Regions from separate parts of the Homo sapiens genome. Here region 2 is linked to region 1. The links are chromatin loops, found by intact Hi-C in ENCODE. Cell type or tissue: HCT116. All regions are shown on one strand.

The links. Peaks named below come from ENCODE experiments on the same cell type or tissue, not always from the same donor. Only the 100,000 strongest peaks of a DNase experiment are listed, where the experiment ranks them.
Region 2: a loop joins it to region 1, with 16 times the contacts of the local background. A loop is called at or near these places in 5 of 110 quality-filtered maps.

What each region holds. Positions count from the first base shown.
Region 1 is chr12:3,038,536-3,046,535 of GRCh38, reverse strand. TEAD4 (TEA domain transcription factor 4) reads right to left here. Exons shown (of 13, transcript NM_003213.4): 12 at 6,277-6,429; 13 at 5,860-6,171. The coding sequence ends at 6,058. Among named protein-coding and RNA genes, the nearest start is that of TSPAN9, 35 kb to the left of the region's middle. In HCT116, a CTCF peak has its summit at 4,772 (motif pointing right); a DNase peak (open chromatin) is centred at 4,805; H3K27ac peaks cover 512 bases.
Region 2 is chr12:2,679,615-2,687,614 of GRCh38, reverse strand. It overlaps CACNA1C (calcium voltage-gated channel subunit alpha1 C), which reads right to left. Exons shown (of 47, transcript NM_000719.7): 42 at 7,819-8,000; 43 at 4,937-5,065; 44 at 1,773-1,879; 45 at 1,346-1,449. The region is part of intron 3 of CACNA1C-AS1 (CACNA1C antisense RNA 1); the gene reads left to right. Among named protein-coding and RNA genes, the nearest start is that of CACNA1C-AS1, 7.5 kb to the left of the region's middle. RefSeq lists an enhancer at 7,636-8,000. In HCT116, a CTCF peak has its summit at 4,538 (motif pointing left); DNase peaks (open chromatin) are centred at 4,554 and 4,894.

The sequences.
Region 1 (8,000 bases):
TGCTAGTAAGCCTGCTTATTCCTGAGCCAAGTGCTAGACTCGAGTTCCTAGGATGCCAAGCTAGGGATCACATCTTGCCGGCCCCTGCCTGAACCTCTCCCTTTGACCACTCTTCAAATCCAGGGGGTCCTGTGTCCATTTAGTGTTGCTCCTAAAGGTGCAGTGCTCACAGAACCTGGTGACAGAACTCCCTCCTGGAACCTCGCTTGGGGACAGTAAAGGACTGAGATAACCAGATAGCCATGGAGACACTTGTTCCTGGGGAGCCCAGGGATACTGGCTTGAACCTGACCCCAGGCTGGGAGGCGTCCCTGAGTGCTTTTCATTCTCTGGGTGGGGGGGGGGTTGGGTGGGAGGCTGGGCAGCTTGCACGGCTGAGTCCCCGCTTCCACTGCCTTGCTTCAGGCTGTGATGGCCTCGGTGGCTGCGACCTGCTGCTGCCACCTCTGTGTTCTGTGGACAGGTGTGCACCTGTCATTTCCAAGAAAAAGATCACGCACACAAAGGCCTTTGTGTATGTAGCAGACTTTACTGAAGATTTGGAGAGATGAAGGGGTTTTACATAGCAAAAATACAAAAAAAACTGAAGGTTGAGTATTAGACATCCATGAGCTGAAGAAGACTCAGCCACTTCTACCAATGGGGCTCCCGCCTTCTACGAAGGCACCTGACCACCTCTCCCTGCTGTTTCTCAGGAAGCTGAATGAAAGCCAGATTTCCTGACAGTTTCTTAGAGTATTTTAGTCCTCCATTTGCTCTGCCCTCCCCCCCTTTTTTTTTTTTTTTTTTTTTTTTTGAGATAGGGCCCTGCTCTGTTGCCCAGGCTGGAGTGCAATGATGTAATCTCAGCTCACTGCATTCCTGACCTCCTGTGCTCAAGCGATCCTCCCACCTCAGCCTCCCAAGTCACTGGGACTACAAGAGCACGCCACCATGCCCTGCTAATTTTTCTATTTTTTTGTAGAGATGGGGTTTTGCCATGTTGCCCAGGCTGGGCTCAAGTGATCCTCCCGCCTCAGCCTCCCAAAGTGCTGGGATTACAGGTGTGAGCCACAGCACCCGGTCTGTCTTTCCTTTCTAGACCTTCCCTTGGGACCTCTTTCTCCCCTTAATGGGCCACAAAGTTATCTCCCCGATTTAGAACACTCCCTCCCCTTTCCTGACACCCAGATGAGGACGAAAATCTAAAAGCACAACCTTGCACGGGGCAGTTTTCGCTAAACCAAGACTCAAGGTCTTCTCCTCACCTTCTTTGAGGGACATTAGAGCTTTTTTTCTCTAAAAATAAGTATGCGTGCATGTGCGTGTGTTTTAGGGGCAGGAAGGGCGGAGTCAGGGGACATTTTTACACACCCACATTTCACATTCCCTGAGCTCGCCGTGAGCGAGGGGTGGCCCTGCTCCTTCACACACCATGACCTGTCCTCCTCCCAGTGGCAGTCCCAAGTCGGAGCATTTATTCCCATTTCACAAATGAGATTATGAAGTTCCCTAGAGGGTGTCTGTCCAAGATCACATGACTTGTAAGAGGTCAATTCAATCACTGGCCTGGCTTAACTTTAAGTTCTTTTTTTTTTTTTTTTTTCTTTGGGAGACAGAGTTTCGTTCTTGTTGCCCAGGCTGGAGTGCAGTGGCGCGGTCTCGGCTCACTGCAACCTCCACCTCCTGGGTTCAAGCAATTCTCCTGCCTCAGTCTCCCTAGTAGCTGGGATTACAGGTGCCCACCACCACACCCAGGTGATTTTTGTATTTTTAGTAGAGATGGGGTTTCGCCATGTTGGCCAGGCTGGTCTTGAACTCCTGACCTCAGGTGATCCACCCACATTGGCCTCCCAAAGTGCTGGGATTACAGGCGTGAGCCACTGCACCTGGCCAAGTGTACATTCTTAAGAACAACGTACATAGATTGGGGAAAAGTATCTCGTTTTCATTCTGAGAGCTAATACAACAGAGAGTGTACGAAGAGGTCAAACACAGGGACTGCTGGGTGGAACACACTGCCACTCCCCCTCCCCCTCCCCCTCTGTGCCACACACCTGATGTGGCCCCACCCAACACAGCCACGACCCTCCTACCCCCCACCACCTGCCCAGTGTCCTCTGAGTCTCAGCCCAGCAGAGGGAGCAGGTGCATGCTCTAGGCACACACAGGGTACAGGAGCTGGGCGAGGCCAACCATGCCAGCCCCTCGCTCCACACCCCACCGGCTTCCATCCTGAAAGGTAATACACACACGCACACACACACCAAATTCCTGTGTGGGTTTCTTTGTTAGAAAGATCATCCCACTCTGAAAGATGGGGGCCAATGGGAAACAGTCTGCTGGCTCATGGCTGGACCCGCTGAGAGAGATGGTCTGTCTCCCATCCCCATTTCCATCTGGACAGTGCTGCCTGCTAACTCGGATCATGTCAGAATGGTGGAAGAGTCTCTATCCCCACAGGGCTCAGGGACCCTTCCTCACCTCACAGGCCCAAGGGACATGACCGCCTGCCATGTGCATTCGCTCACTCATCAAACAGAACCAGGAAATGAGGTCTCACTGTGCAGAGCCGAGTTTCGTGGGAAGAGCCCGAAACACACTATCACACATGCCTCTCTGAGGTCCACAGCAGCCCACTGTCGTTTTCTAGAAAATCTGATCAAAAAGACTCCCCTGCTTAACACACTTCCAGGACTTCCCATCACACCGGGTAAGGTCCAAAGCCCTCGCCAAAAGAGGTGGTACCACCGGGCCACCTGCTGCCTTTCCCCACCTGGAATGCCCTGGCCCCCTCCTCTCTCCTGTTCACTCTGTTCTCTGTACCTGGGACACATCTGTCACCTCCCTGCCCCCAGCACCTGCTGTTCCCTCCACTTGGAATACCATTCCCCCAGACCCCCAGGGCTGGCTCTTCTTGTCCTTCAGAATCAACTCAAGCCCCACCACCTCAGAGAGGCCTCCCCCAGCAACTCGATCTCAGCGCCTGCGCAGCCTCACCACGCCCGCCTGTCTCCTCACTTGCTTACTCTGCTTCCCAAGGAGCCTGTCTGTCGTCTTCCTCACTGCCACATCCCCACTGCCACATTCCCACTGCCACATCCCCACTGCCACATCCCCACTGCCACATCCCCACTGCCACATCCCCACTAGCTAGCACAAAGCAGAAGTTAAATAAGTATTTGCTAAGTGAATGGATGGATGCATGAATCATCCAGGCAAGTTAGTGGAGCTCTCCGTGCCACGTTTGCCTCATCTGTAAAATGGGGCTAGCATAGTACCCATTGGGTGAGGATGAGAAGAGACCACAGAGGCACCTGTGTTCAGGCACCATGCTTGTGACAGGGGTTCTAACAGGGCATAAATGCAATGCTTTTGACACACAAGGGCAGGCATGACTGTCTTCTGCATGAGAAGAGGGGATTCCTCTTTGGCTCTGGAAGAATGAGTGCCAGATCACAGATGGAAGACGGGATGAGAACCACGGGCTGGGGGTGCTGGGAAGTAGGTGATTCAGGGCGGCTAGTGGGGAGGCAGCAGGGGAGCCTCAGAGGAGGCTGCAGGCGAGGTGGGGCCAGCTCACCCATTTGCCTCAAGGGTCATGGTCTGCACCACACCACAGGGAAGGCAGCTAAGTCTGCCACCTGCTATGGTTGACTGGCTTGGATTTTACACCTGTAAGGAGGTGACTGTCCACTAGGCTGCTGAGGTCAGTTCATAGAGGAAAGGAAAACTCACAGCCAACACCTGGACCCAAAAACATCTGCACTGACCTCTTTCCCAGCCAGGACACAAAAAGGTTATCTCTTTAAATGTGCATTTGTCCTGCGGCCAAGAGGCTGCTGGCACAACACATCCTTCCGTCACAGCGCTGGTGCTGCCAATCAAGCTAGAAGGACGGCCAACCCCAGCTTCCCTTATTCAATCCCCCAGGGACAGGGGAGGGGAGAGAGTGAAGGCAAAGGCTGTGCTGGTGCCTGGGGGTGGGGGCAGGAGAGCCTTACACAAACACGAACCCACACTGGGACATGTAGGCACCTGCCACCTGCTCAGGGGCTCATCCGACCCCAGGTTCCCCTAGAGCCCATGCCCCAGCTTCTGACGAGAGCTGGGCCTCCAGACTGCATAGCTCTGCAGCCTGGCAAGAGGTGTAGCGGTGGTCCTGATGCCCAGAGGGGTTTGGTTAAAGCTGTTCTTTGGTAAGACAGTGGGGGCTGGGCCGTGGAGGAGACTAGGCTGCTGGCCTCTTCCCCACATCTGGGATGCCGGTCAACTTCCCTCCATCTGCTTCACTAAATGCTGCCCACCCTTTAAGGGCAGCTGCCCTCAAGACTACCCTTCCCTGAGTCTTCTGCACCTTGATCTCTCCAGTCTCTGAGCGCCTGTGGCTTTGAGGATCACTTAATAGTTTTCCAGTCGGCCCTAGTGAGACTGCAAGCTCCTATGATTAATAACGACGTACATTTAGTGAACACATTTATGTGGGGCACTATGCTAGGCACTGTAGATACGCGAGGTAGGTTATCGTTATACAAATTTTACAGATGGGGAAACTGAGGCACAGTGAAATGAAATAACTTGCCCCAAGGTCACTCAGCTAGTCTGTAGCTTGTCTGACTCCAGAGCCCTCGCTCCTAACCACACTCCAAGACACCTCTTCGATGCTGTCTTACTTATGTAGTCCCATGCACTATCTCCACGAGTGCCAGACACACGGTAAACATAAACACCCCTAGGTTGAATCTTCCTTCCCTTTCTGCTCTAGGCTACTGGATCTGTGGTTCCTATGAGGGAAGATGACCCCAAAGAGCCACTAGGTGGCAGCAAGCAGCCAGATTCTGGCCTCCCCATGGGAGGGAGGGAGGCAGGGAGGCAAGGAGGCAGGGAGGGAGGAGCTCATTGTTAGGTGTATTAGTACAGCTTGCACCAGGCGCTTCACAGACTCCATCTCTTCCCACTCTACAGAGAGGAAAGGATACTAAGGTTCAGACAGGTTGACAAATGCCCAAGGTCAGGCAGCTTAGAATGCTAGGACCGAAGCCAGGAATGGCAAAACTCAGAGCCCATGCCAGTTCTCAGGAGAAATAAACCCAGGAACCCCTTCAGCTGCATATCTAAGTCTAGGCTCAGGGTGGGGTCCACTCCCCTCCTCCACCCCCGGGGAGCACAGAAACTACCCCTCAGGGAAGAAGTTAGATGGTGCAGGCTGGCTCTGAGGAGGCCTCCACCTAACAGGCACCCTGGCTGGGACAGAGTTTGAACAAGCCTCACAAGCACCAATGGCTCTCGGGGACCAGCGGAGCACCAGAGACCTCTCATCAACCTCCTGGCCACAGCCAAGAGGACACTGGTGCACCCAACCTCCCGCCGAGACTCCTCAGGCCGGCCTCAGCCCTGCCGCCTCCTGCCCTCCCCGCTTCAGGGTCCTTTGATTTGAAACCAGTGCCCCCAACGTGGTCACGGAAGATGGTCATGGAATCCACATCCATTGAGATGGACGGAAACTATCCAGAGAGTTCTGACAGTGTCCCCGTCCAACAACTGTCACCGCCACACCTAAAACCCACCCCCCAGGGGATGGGGCCTCTCTGTGTGAACCGTCCTGGGAGTGCAGCAGGGGCGCACGTGGCTGTGGGTGCGTGGCCCATGCATTCATCGGGCCTCACGGCGTGGCCAGCACCACAGTGCAGGGGCTTGAGAGGTAGCACAGGGACTGTCACATCTTCAGTTCCAGGGTCCGGCGATGTTCCTGGCTGAGTCCATTGGGACGCTGGCTTCAGAACTGCCCGGGGTACGTCTCTGAGCACTGCTTCCGGCCTGCCTCCCAGACGGCCCCCTTGCTCCCCCAGTCCCTCCCGAGGCTCACACAGCCAGACCAGGTCCTCTGAAAATACACAGCATCTTGGGTTTATTTGGGGTTGGGCACCTCAGGTTCAGGCACAGTTTGTTCCTGGGTAGAGTCACAACTGCTCCTCTCAGCTCTCTTGGCACTTCAGGGGGCTGCCCCTGCAGGTCCCCTCCCCACGTCCCCGTTTCCTGCACACACGTCTCTTCCCCCCTCCCTGCTCCCCGAGTCTCTCATTCTTTCACCAGCCTGTAGATGTGGTGCTGAGCCCCGTGCTCACTGGCTGACACCTCAAAGACATAGGCAATGCACAGCAAGGTCTCCTGTGTGTCTCTGTTGGTGACCACCTGTGGGAGAGAAAAAGACAAGGGTTAATAAGGCCCCAGAAGGGGCATGCCATGGCTGCTACCCACACACAGACTCCAGCCACACCCGCAGCACCCGCCGCACACCTGCAGGATGGTGAAGTTCTCCAGCACGCTGTTCATCATGTACTTCTCAGGGAGGTGCTTGAGCTTGTGGATGAAGTTGATCATGTACTCACAGAGCGGGGACCGGTGGATGCGGTAAGAGTAGTGTCCATTCTCATAGCGAGCATACTCTGTCTGCAGGACCCGGGGAGAGCAGGGGCTTAGAATCCCATTCTGACCACCTCCAGCCCAGACCCAACTCCACGGGAAGGAAAGGCAGAAAGCCTGGGGGCCCTTAAGAAAAGAGTCACCCCCAGCCAGGGGCAGTGGCTCACACCTGTAATCCCAACACTTTGGGAGGCCAAGGCAGGCGGATCACCTGAGGTCAGGAGTTCAAGACCAGCCTGGCCAACATGGTGAAACCTTGTTACTATTAAAATACAAAAATTAGCCAGGCACGGTGGCGCGTGCCTGTAATCCCAGCTACTCTGGAGGCTGAGGCAGGAGAATCGCTTGAACCCGGGAGGCGGAGGTTGCAGTGAGCTGAGATCGTACCACTGCATTCCAGCCTGGGCGACAGAGTGAGACTGTCTCACAAAAAGAAAAAAAGAAAGTCACCCTCTTAGGTTGGTGGACATTAAACAAGACCTCCTTTCTCCATGGGTGGCCAGCAGGAACCGGGGATGGCAGGAGGGGAGCTTAAGGAGACACAGGAGCAGTGGTAGGAGCCTCTCAATCCTGACTGTACATGAGGACACCATGAGGGGCACACAGGGACCCCTGGGAGTCTGGTGGTGATCATGCAAATTTCCCTGTCTACACACACGCATGCAAGCGCACATAGGAGTGCCGATAAAACTGGTGAAATCTGAACCAGCTTGGTGGACTGCATCAACGTCAATTTCCTGGTTGTCCACTTTACACTCTAGTTATGCAAGATATGGCCAGGGCAAGAGCTGGGTAAAGCGCACATGGGATTATGAGCCCAAGTGGATCCACCATTATCTCAAAAGTTTTACAAGTTTAATTAGAAATAAATAATTTGAGGAACTTTTTAAAAACCACTAATGCCTGGACTCTACCCTAGAGACTGAGGGGTGATGAATGGGTTTCAGGCACTGGTGTGTTTCCAAAGCTCCCAGGAGACTGCAAGGTGCAGCCAGGCGGAGAAGCACTGTGTGGAGTAATGTCTCCTCCCTGGTGCTGGCCGGGCATCTGGCTGCATTTGGCATGAGGAAGGCTATCAATAACTGACAGACTGTGAGAGTAGGACTTCATTAATTCAGACCAATCTGGGGAAGGGGTGAGGAGAGGGACGAAGACTGGCCTGCACGGTGAGGAGGTTTAACAAGTGTGTGGGCGGCACAGGGCCCCGGACTCTCAGAGTCCACAGGTGCTTTGGGTTGGAGGCCTTCAGTCCCAGCTCCTTGTCACTGCCACTACGCAGCGGGCCCAGAACACAGGGTGCTGCAGGAGACCGTGTCACGGACAGTGAAGATAACTTGGCCCTTGTTTAGGGCCAAAATACAGAGGATTTTATCACAACCCCCCAGACACGCACCGGAAAGCAGGGTGCCTGGGTGGGGATTCACCTGCGCTTATGCTCCTCACCACTGCCCTGCACTGCCCTTGGCCGGGGGTTTAGCAGAGTGGGAGAAACCATAAAAGGCAGGCCTGAATTTTCTGTAACTTCCATTAGAGCAGGGTCTCCAGGGTACCCATAAGCAGAAAATCAGGGAAGGAACAGTTTTAGGCATTCATGGAGT
Region 2 (8,000 bases), 360 kb after region 1:
TGAGCCGAGATCGTGCCATTGCACTCCAGCCTGGGCAACAAGAGCAAAACTCTGTCTCAAAAAAAAAAAAAAAAAAGTCACACGGTACGCCCTCTGTCCCTGAATATTCTTGAGCATCCTGAGGGTAGGGACCAGGCCTGTCTGGCTGTTGCCATGACAACCTGCCAGGGCAGAGGCTCTGCAGGGTGAGCTGCTCTGATGGGATGTGCTCCCGGGAGAGAGCGACACTGTGGTGGGGAAAGACCACCTCTAGGGTCACAGAGTACAGGAGGAGAAAGAGATGAAGAGGAGAGTTTCGTGCCTACCAGTACGACAAGAACAGATAGGTGAAATCGACTTCTAGAAATCTTTTAAGATAGCACACACAGTGTCCCCACATCCTTCCACCTCCTGCCCCTGCCCATGGTGGTCCTCAGCCTGGGGCTCCTGGGTCCCTGGGAATCTGAGAAAAGTGTAAGGCCATATTCATTATTTCAGAAAGCCCAGTGGAAGACAACACCACACAGGCTAAGAAAACCTGTTTATTTTTTGGAGCTGAAGTACTATCAACTCAGCCAGGCCACACTGGCCATCTCATGCTGATTATGACTTTTGATTGGCAGTTGAATGCCTTTGGGTACAAAGCATAGGTCTATTTAAAACATAGGTCCATGCTATAAAAGAGTATAACTTTAATAAGGTCAGAATGTTGGGAAACCCAGGTTTAGACCTCAGTTTGCCTGGGGTTAATAGACTGGCCTTAGATAACACTGAAGTTCAAAGATACTAAGGCATGTTTGGTCCTGGCATCTTGGATTTCACTGTCTCAGCTGGAGTCAGCCATGCCAAGAGACATTTCATTTATGGAATCTCCCTGGACCTGCTTCCCACGGATGTCATTCCCTACTCTTGACCATGTTGCTGGTGGGTTCTTTAATCACTTCTTTATGTCACTGGATGGATTTTTGTGTGGCAAAATTTCCAGGTATATTCAAACTCTAGGTACAAGTACATCTTCCTGAGTGCCCTGAGGCATAGGCCAGTGTCAGAGGCGTCAGTGGCATCTGTGGCAGCCTAAGAAGAAAGCTCAGGTGGAACCTGCAGCTGTGGGTCCTCAGGATCACACAAAGAGCTCCTGTGCACCAGCACTTCCTAGGCCCCCACCTGCGATGCTGCAGACCTTGCCGTGGCCCTCACCTGCACAGGAGTGTGAAGCCCTACAGGGATGGCTCTTAGGGCAGGGGCAGGACGTGCCAGCCATCTGAGACAGGCAAGACCCACTGAAGTCTTCAGGATTTGTCCGTCACCCTGGGGACTGTCTGGCCTGCTGGCAGGTGACAGTGGCCTGTCCAAAAGTGTGAGCTACCTGATGATGAACCAGATGCAAGGGCAGGACTGTCTTCTGAGAGATGTCTCCCCCTCGGTCCTTCTGTCGCTTCAGACATTCCAGGTGGAAGGAGGCCCTTCGACCTGCAAAGCCAGCCAGAGAGCCACCATCAGGGCAGGAAAACAGGGCACTGGCCTGTGACAGTTTACACCCTGGTGGGGTGCCAGGAGCAGTAACTATGGCCCGAGACGCTCCTCCTTTCCCCTCCCCTCGTCTGAGACGTATTCTGGTGTCCAGGGCTCATCCCTGCACACCCTGCCTTTGGAATGTTGTCTCCTTGCTTTGGAAATGCCCCACTGTGTGGGGCTGATTTGAGGCAGGCCACAACGATTTCCCAATCATCCCTGACCAGTGTTCTCTAGGGAGTAACCGCCGACCACATCCAGAGAGCGAGCGGTGCATTTACCTAGTGAGGCAGAGCGGAGGAAACCCCTCTTCGGAGATTGCCGGATGTCCCTCTTGTCCTCCTCTGGGAGCGTCAGTTGCCGATTTTCGTCATCCTGGTAGGAGAGCCTGGAACAGAGAGCTCATGGGGCTTGTTCCTGGAGGCTGAGAAGTGGCCACCCACAGGGACAGCTGCACCCCCGGAAAGCACTTTGCTCTGATCCTTAGTGAAGGGACGCACACTTTGTGCTTACATGCAGGTTTGGGGAATTGCCACCCCAAGAAGTTCTGGCCTGCCCCTGACGTCTTCCAGGCCTGCTCAGTGGGAATGGCCAGCTCCTCACCCGCAGCCTGTCTCATAAGCCTGCAGTTCTGACTTGGGGCAGTGAAGGCACTCTGGGGTCAAAGGTGTTGAGAAAGCGGAAAGAATCCTAGGCCCATGAAGTTCTTTTGGGGAATGGCCTTGGCTCCCGTGTTTGCATGAGCTGATGCTGTTTTCCCCAGTGACCCTCAACTTTCACCCAAACTTATGCCCGTCCCCCGATTTCTCCCGCCCTGCCACCCCCTCATCAGCAAGAGCACATAAGCAGCTGCCTACAACCACTCTACGGTCACTCAGTAGGTGAACAGCAGGGCTGTGAGGGACCTCATGGGGCATCTAGTCTATGGCTTCCAGGCCTTTGATGGAAACTCGATGAGAAGTAGATTTGACAGCTTCTCATCATGCACAGACACACCTGATGGAATGAAACCTCATAGCCTTTGGTTACCCTCGGTGCATGCGTTGCACCCTGGTGAGTCCCAGTCCACTTTAGTCTGTTCTATTTTTATTAAAATTTTGATTCACAATCTCTGCTGGGTCAGCCTGCAGTTCAAGAAGCACAGCTGCATTCCAACCTCATTCCCAGATGAGACCACTGACTCACTGGTCCCTGGTGCCACCCCACACCTCTGAGGGTGACTCCATGCCTGCTCATGGTACAGCACAGAGACTTGGATGATTTATAGATGTGCAGGAAGGCTGGTAGAGTGCAGACCGCAGTATTTATACCTTCAAGACTAGCTCTTACTCTCAGCTAGCTAAGGCCTCCCTATTGTATTTTCTTCTTATGCAAATCACCCTGGCTCTTGCAGATCCAGCTTCCATTTCACCTTGTGCGTGGTACCAGTTCAGGTCACCCTGCCCTCAACTTTCTCTGAACGCCTGTACCCCTGGGGGTTGTACCACTCTGGGGGTAGTGAGAAACTCTGTGTTATCTTCCTCTCCTGAGACCCTCTTAGTTTCCTAGTTTGTGGAATTTCCTTGAGGATGGAGACTGGGTTCTTAACAACCTAGCAGAGTGCCTGGTGCACCAAGCACTCTAGAATAACCGAAATAGTTTAAAATATATGCTCTTCCTGATTTCTAGGGTAGGTGGTCAGGCATTCGTTTGTATTCTCTAAGAATCAATTTAGAGACAGTTATCTCATAAGGAGCTTCAGGTATTTCCCTTTTTTATATTGACCGTGTTTCACTGAGTCAGAAAAGTAGAAGGCCTGTCACCCCCACCGTCCCATTTTGCTGATGGGGACACGAAGGCACAGGGCAGTTGAGTGATTTGTCAAGTGCCGCTGGTTGGGACTCTTTCCATGCTTTTCCTTACTCACTCGATTCTTCTTTCTATGCTGGGGAAAAGGAGGTGCTTCTGCTACTCTTCCCATCCAGTTCCCGAGCAGAAAGCACTGGACCCCAGGAAGCCGCATGCTGTGCTGGCCTGGCTGCCATTCTCCCCACACTCCTCAGGGTGGGGCACCTGGTGTCCCCTCCCACCACCTCCAGCCACACCTTTCCTGTCTTCAAAAGCCTGCAAGGCTAGTCCTTCCTCACTCTGAAGTCCTTTCAGGAACTGAATGGACTGACATGCTGGGAGGGGTCGGTGAGGGCTTCCCTCCCGCCCTGGGCCCCCGTGGGGCTCCTCCCTGTCTGCATCGGCAGCTCCAGGGTTCCCTGGCGGGGCTGAGAGAGGACACACCCTGCATCGTGCCTGGCCACGCTTCACTGTGCTGCCGTTCCAGAGTGGGACAGTGGCTCCCAGCAGGTGGCACAGCCCCCCAGCATCCCAGGTTCTTGACATGCCTGCCCTCCAGCTCAGAAAATAATAGAGAAGTGGGAGCTTCTCTCTAAACCCCTGGAAAAGTGTCCATCCAAGGAGCAGGCACACCTGCCGCTGGCCTGCCTGTCCCTCCAGAGGGCCCATTTTCAAGTGGCTGCACGCAAGCCCATGGGACCCAGGCATTACCCCCTGGGGAAAACCCCATGCCTCAATTTCCCTTTCTACAAAATTGAAATGACATATGCCCTCTCTGTCTCAGAGGCCTGTTGTGAGTCATGTATACAGTAACAGATGAGACAGGGCTTTGAGGGTGAAAAGAGCCAGAAAAGCTTCGGAAACACTGTGTCTCAAACTTCTGTGGATGTCACTCTGTGTCTCAAACTTCTGTGGATGTGACTCAGAGTCATAAAGATGTTTCTCAAGGAGACCCCCAGATAGCCACATCTGTTGGCAATTAAGCAAGTGTTTCCCAGCACAGCGCTTACCTTTGTGACGTTTGACGCATTCTGATAGTTTCTGATATTGTGCTGTGCTGCACCTGCTTTTAAGGGCTAGTCATTAGTGACCAAATGGATGTCACCACCTTCTAAAGGATCTAGAACTGCAGCTAAAAATACTCTAAGAATGGCAGCAAGGACAAAAATCTCAGGCCTGGCTTTGCCACCAGTGCCCTCTTCTGGGCAGCTTCATTATAAGCAGTGTCTTGAAACACTTGTTTAATTATCTATATATGTATGTGCATACTGAGTCTCACCAGAAAATATATTTATGACTGTGTCTTACAGCCTACAATGTTTATAAAACAATGTTCAGAAATTTTCCTGGCGAGGAAACCCCAAGCTAAAAAGGGCATCGTGTATGTGTGTGTTGTGTGTGTCTGTGTGTGTGTGTGGTGTGTGTGTGTTTGTGTGTGTTGTGTGTTGGGGGGCTCCCATTTCACTGAGGAGATGAAAGAGGCGGTGCAGATGTTTTCTCTGTGATCTCCTCTCCTCCTGCAATCAGCCCCAGAGGAGGGATCTCAGGGACCTGCCTCTGCCTCCCCACATTTGTTCCCACACTTGGGTCAGCCTCAGCAGAGGGCAGCAGAGCTCACATCTCTGTGGAGAGCAGGCTGGGCTCACTGCAGGCCTCCGTGTCATGGTTCATCTTCACTTCATAGGTCTCATCCTGAGACGTCTCCTCCTGACCCGCCATGGCTGCCTGGCTCTCCCGGGAGTGGCACCTACAATATCCAAGATGAAGAAAAACATCAGAAACTGCCAACCTTCCTCCACTTCCTTCAGCAAGTAAAGCATCACACACGCACACACATGCAGGTGTACACACGTGCACAAACACAAGCACACACACGTGAACAGGCATACAGTTGCTGGTGCTTTGTTCTCCTGTGATTGCTGATGGATCCATAGAAGTGTTCAGATTAGGGTGAGGGTCCCATTTGGGAGAAGGATGTCTGCTGTGGATCCAGGAGTCCTGACCCCAATCCACTTACCCTCTGGTCCAAGTCACTTGGTCCACCTCATGCCTCAGTTTCCCTATGAAATTGGAATGACATATGCCCTGCCTAACTTAGAGGCTGCCCCCCACTCACCTCCAGCTATGACACCTGGGTCTTTGGCATTTGGCATAGCTGAGAAGTCCTTGGCCTCTTATTTTGATGGTGCCCTTGATTCTGACACTGGCACCCTGGGGTAAAGGCACAGAGAGGAAGCCTCACCTAGAGGGGTTTGCTCTCCTGAGCAGAAGGCAGTGAGCCTGAGTCCCTGCTGAGCCTGAATCCCTCCTGAGCTCCAGATCCTCACACATCGGAACGTGCCTTTCCCTGCTGGGACAGGGTCAGGTCATCTTTAGCTCTGGACCAAGGCCTCTTCCTTTTCCTGTCTGAGCTCAGCTCAGTGCCTCCCTTTGTCTTGCTTTCTATAGACCTTGCATGCTGGGCCCACTTTATCCTCAGACCCCTGAGGGCATCAGAGAAAGATCCTGGTCCATCCTCTCAGAGCCGAGTGCTAAATCAGTGCCCTGGCTCTGAGCATCCCAGGCAGGGTAGAAGCAATTCTCTCTCTCGAGGAGGAGGACTGCAGACTGCCACCCGCCCCGCAGTGGAAGGAAAGATGAGAGGTGGGAGCTCCAGGAGGACTGGGAGGGGAGGGAGGTGGAGTGGGCTTTGGTGAAGCACGGAGGGAGGAGCTGGAGACGCAGAGCAGCAGCAGGCAGGCAGCAGCACTTTTGGGGGCCACCGGGCACAGGACGTGCTGGCCCATCCTCAGCACAAGCAATGCTGGCACTAGAGCTGCCGTTAGCCTTGAGCTGTGACACGGGGACAAGGGAGCTGGGACGTGGGCTATGCTCCTCCTCTTCACCAAGCTGAAGCTTGATGCCCTGTGTGTTGTTTGTACCATCTGCAGTGGGCAGAGGGAACCGACATTTCATGAGCACCGACTGTGTGCTGGGCACTGTGCCGGGTGCTTTGCATGTATTTTGCTATGTGGAGAGATATATCTGTGGGGACAAGGAAATCCCCTGGGGTCTCCTCCCCCAGCTCCTCTAAACATCCCTCTCCCCTTATGTCACAGAGAACAAAGCTTCACATGAAAATGCCCTTAGAGGGTGGGGAATTAGTTCACCCTGAGATGCTAAAGACGGACGTGGAGCCCTCCTTAAGCAGAAGCTTCATGAGGCCAGAGGGGAGAAGGGGGTATGGGGACCCAGTACTTGGGTCCTCAAAGGCCGTGGAAGGGGAGTGAGGTTGCAGAGAAGGATGAGGCCCCCACAACAGGTGCAGGCCCCCAAGACTAGATGCCTAGATTAGATCCTCTCCTATGCAAAGCCAGCCCTTCAGGCCGGCACATAAAATCCAGTGCCCAGCACACTGCCCTGTGCACACAGAAGGCAGCAGTGCAGGCCTCATGAATTGAAGGATGCCCCCAGTGCTGCTTCTGGGTGGCTAAACCAGCCAACCTTGCAGAAAGGAAAGCAGACAGGGAGATGGTCCTTTTAACTGGCCTGTCGTCTGACACAATTAAATGCCTGAGTCCCATGGGCTTGCATGCAGCCCTCTTGAAATGGGCCCTCTGCAGGGACAGGCAGGCCAGCGGCAGGTGTGCCTGCTCCTTGGATGGACACTTTTCCAGGGGTTTAGAGGGAAGCTGCTACTTCTCTATTATTTTCTGAGCTGGAGGGCGAGCATGTCAAGAACCTGGCATGCTGGGGGGCTGTGCAGCCTGCTGGGAGCCACTCTCCTACTCTGGAAGAGCAGCACAGTGAAGCGTGGCCAGGCACGATGCAGGGTGTGTCCTCTCTCAGCCCCGCCAGGGAACCCTGGAGCTGCTGATGCAGACAGGGAGGAGCCCTGCGGGGGCCCAGGGCGGGAGGGAAGGTCCCACCATCCAGCATGTCACAGCAGTGCATCCTAGAGCACAGGGATGAGAGGACAAGGAGAAAAGAGTGAGTCAGGAGTAAGAGGTACAGTCAAGACCTCCAGGAATGATCCTGTGCTGGGCAGAATGGGCCAGTGCTACAGATGGCGCCTCCCACAGGGGATGCCCTCTCCGGGAGGCTGGCAAAGGGGCTCCAGGGAAGCAATGGAAACACCATTCCCATCTCGGCTGGGAGAAAGGCCAGGTTTGGGCAGAGACTCGGGGAAGGGCAGACGGGATGGTTTCTGTTGTGAAGCCGGAACACAAACATCTGATGATCACATTCTGCCACTCAGGAAGTGTGGGAGAGGAGAGGGCCCTGTGGGAGAACCAGCGCCGCAGGCCACTGCTGACTTGCCCTGAGCCTGCCAGGTCTGATCAAGGGCAGGACTTGGGAGACAGCATAGTGCCTCCTGCTCTTGCTGGAGTCTGGGGCAGCAACCTCCTGGAAGCTTGAGGGACAAGTGGCTGGCCGAGGCCTCCGTCTCCTCCACTGTCTCCTGAGGGTTGCAGCACGTGGGCCCTGTGTGCCGCCTGGGGTGGCCAGCCTCCCACTTACCTGTTGGAGCTGAGCTTCCACGCCACCTCCTGCACCCGGATGGCAGGGGACAAGGGGGGCCCGTGGCCCTCCACAGTGCTGACCGTGCTGGGGTAGCCGGCGGGGCGAGGGAGGCGACCCAGGGCGGTGTTGTTGGCGTTGTTGATGTTGGCGTTGGAGCCGGTGGACGAGTAGCTGCTCGG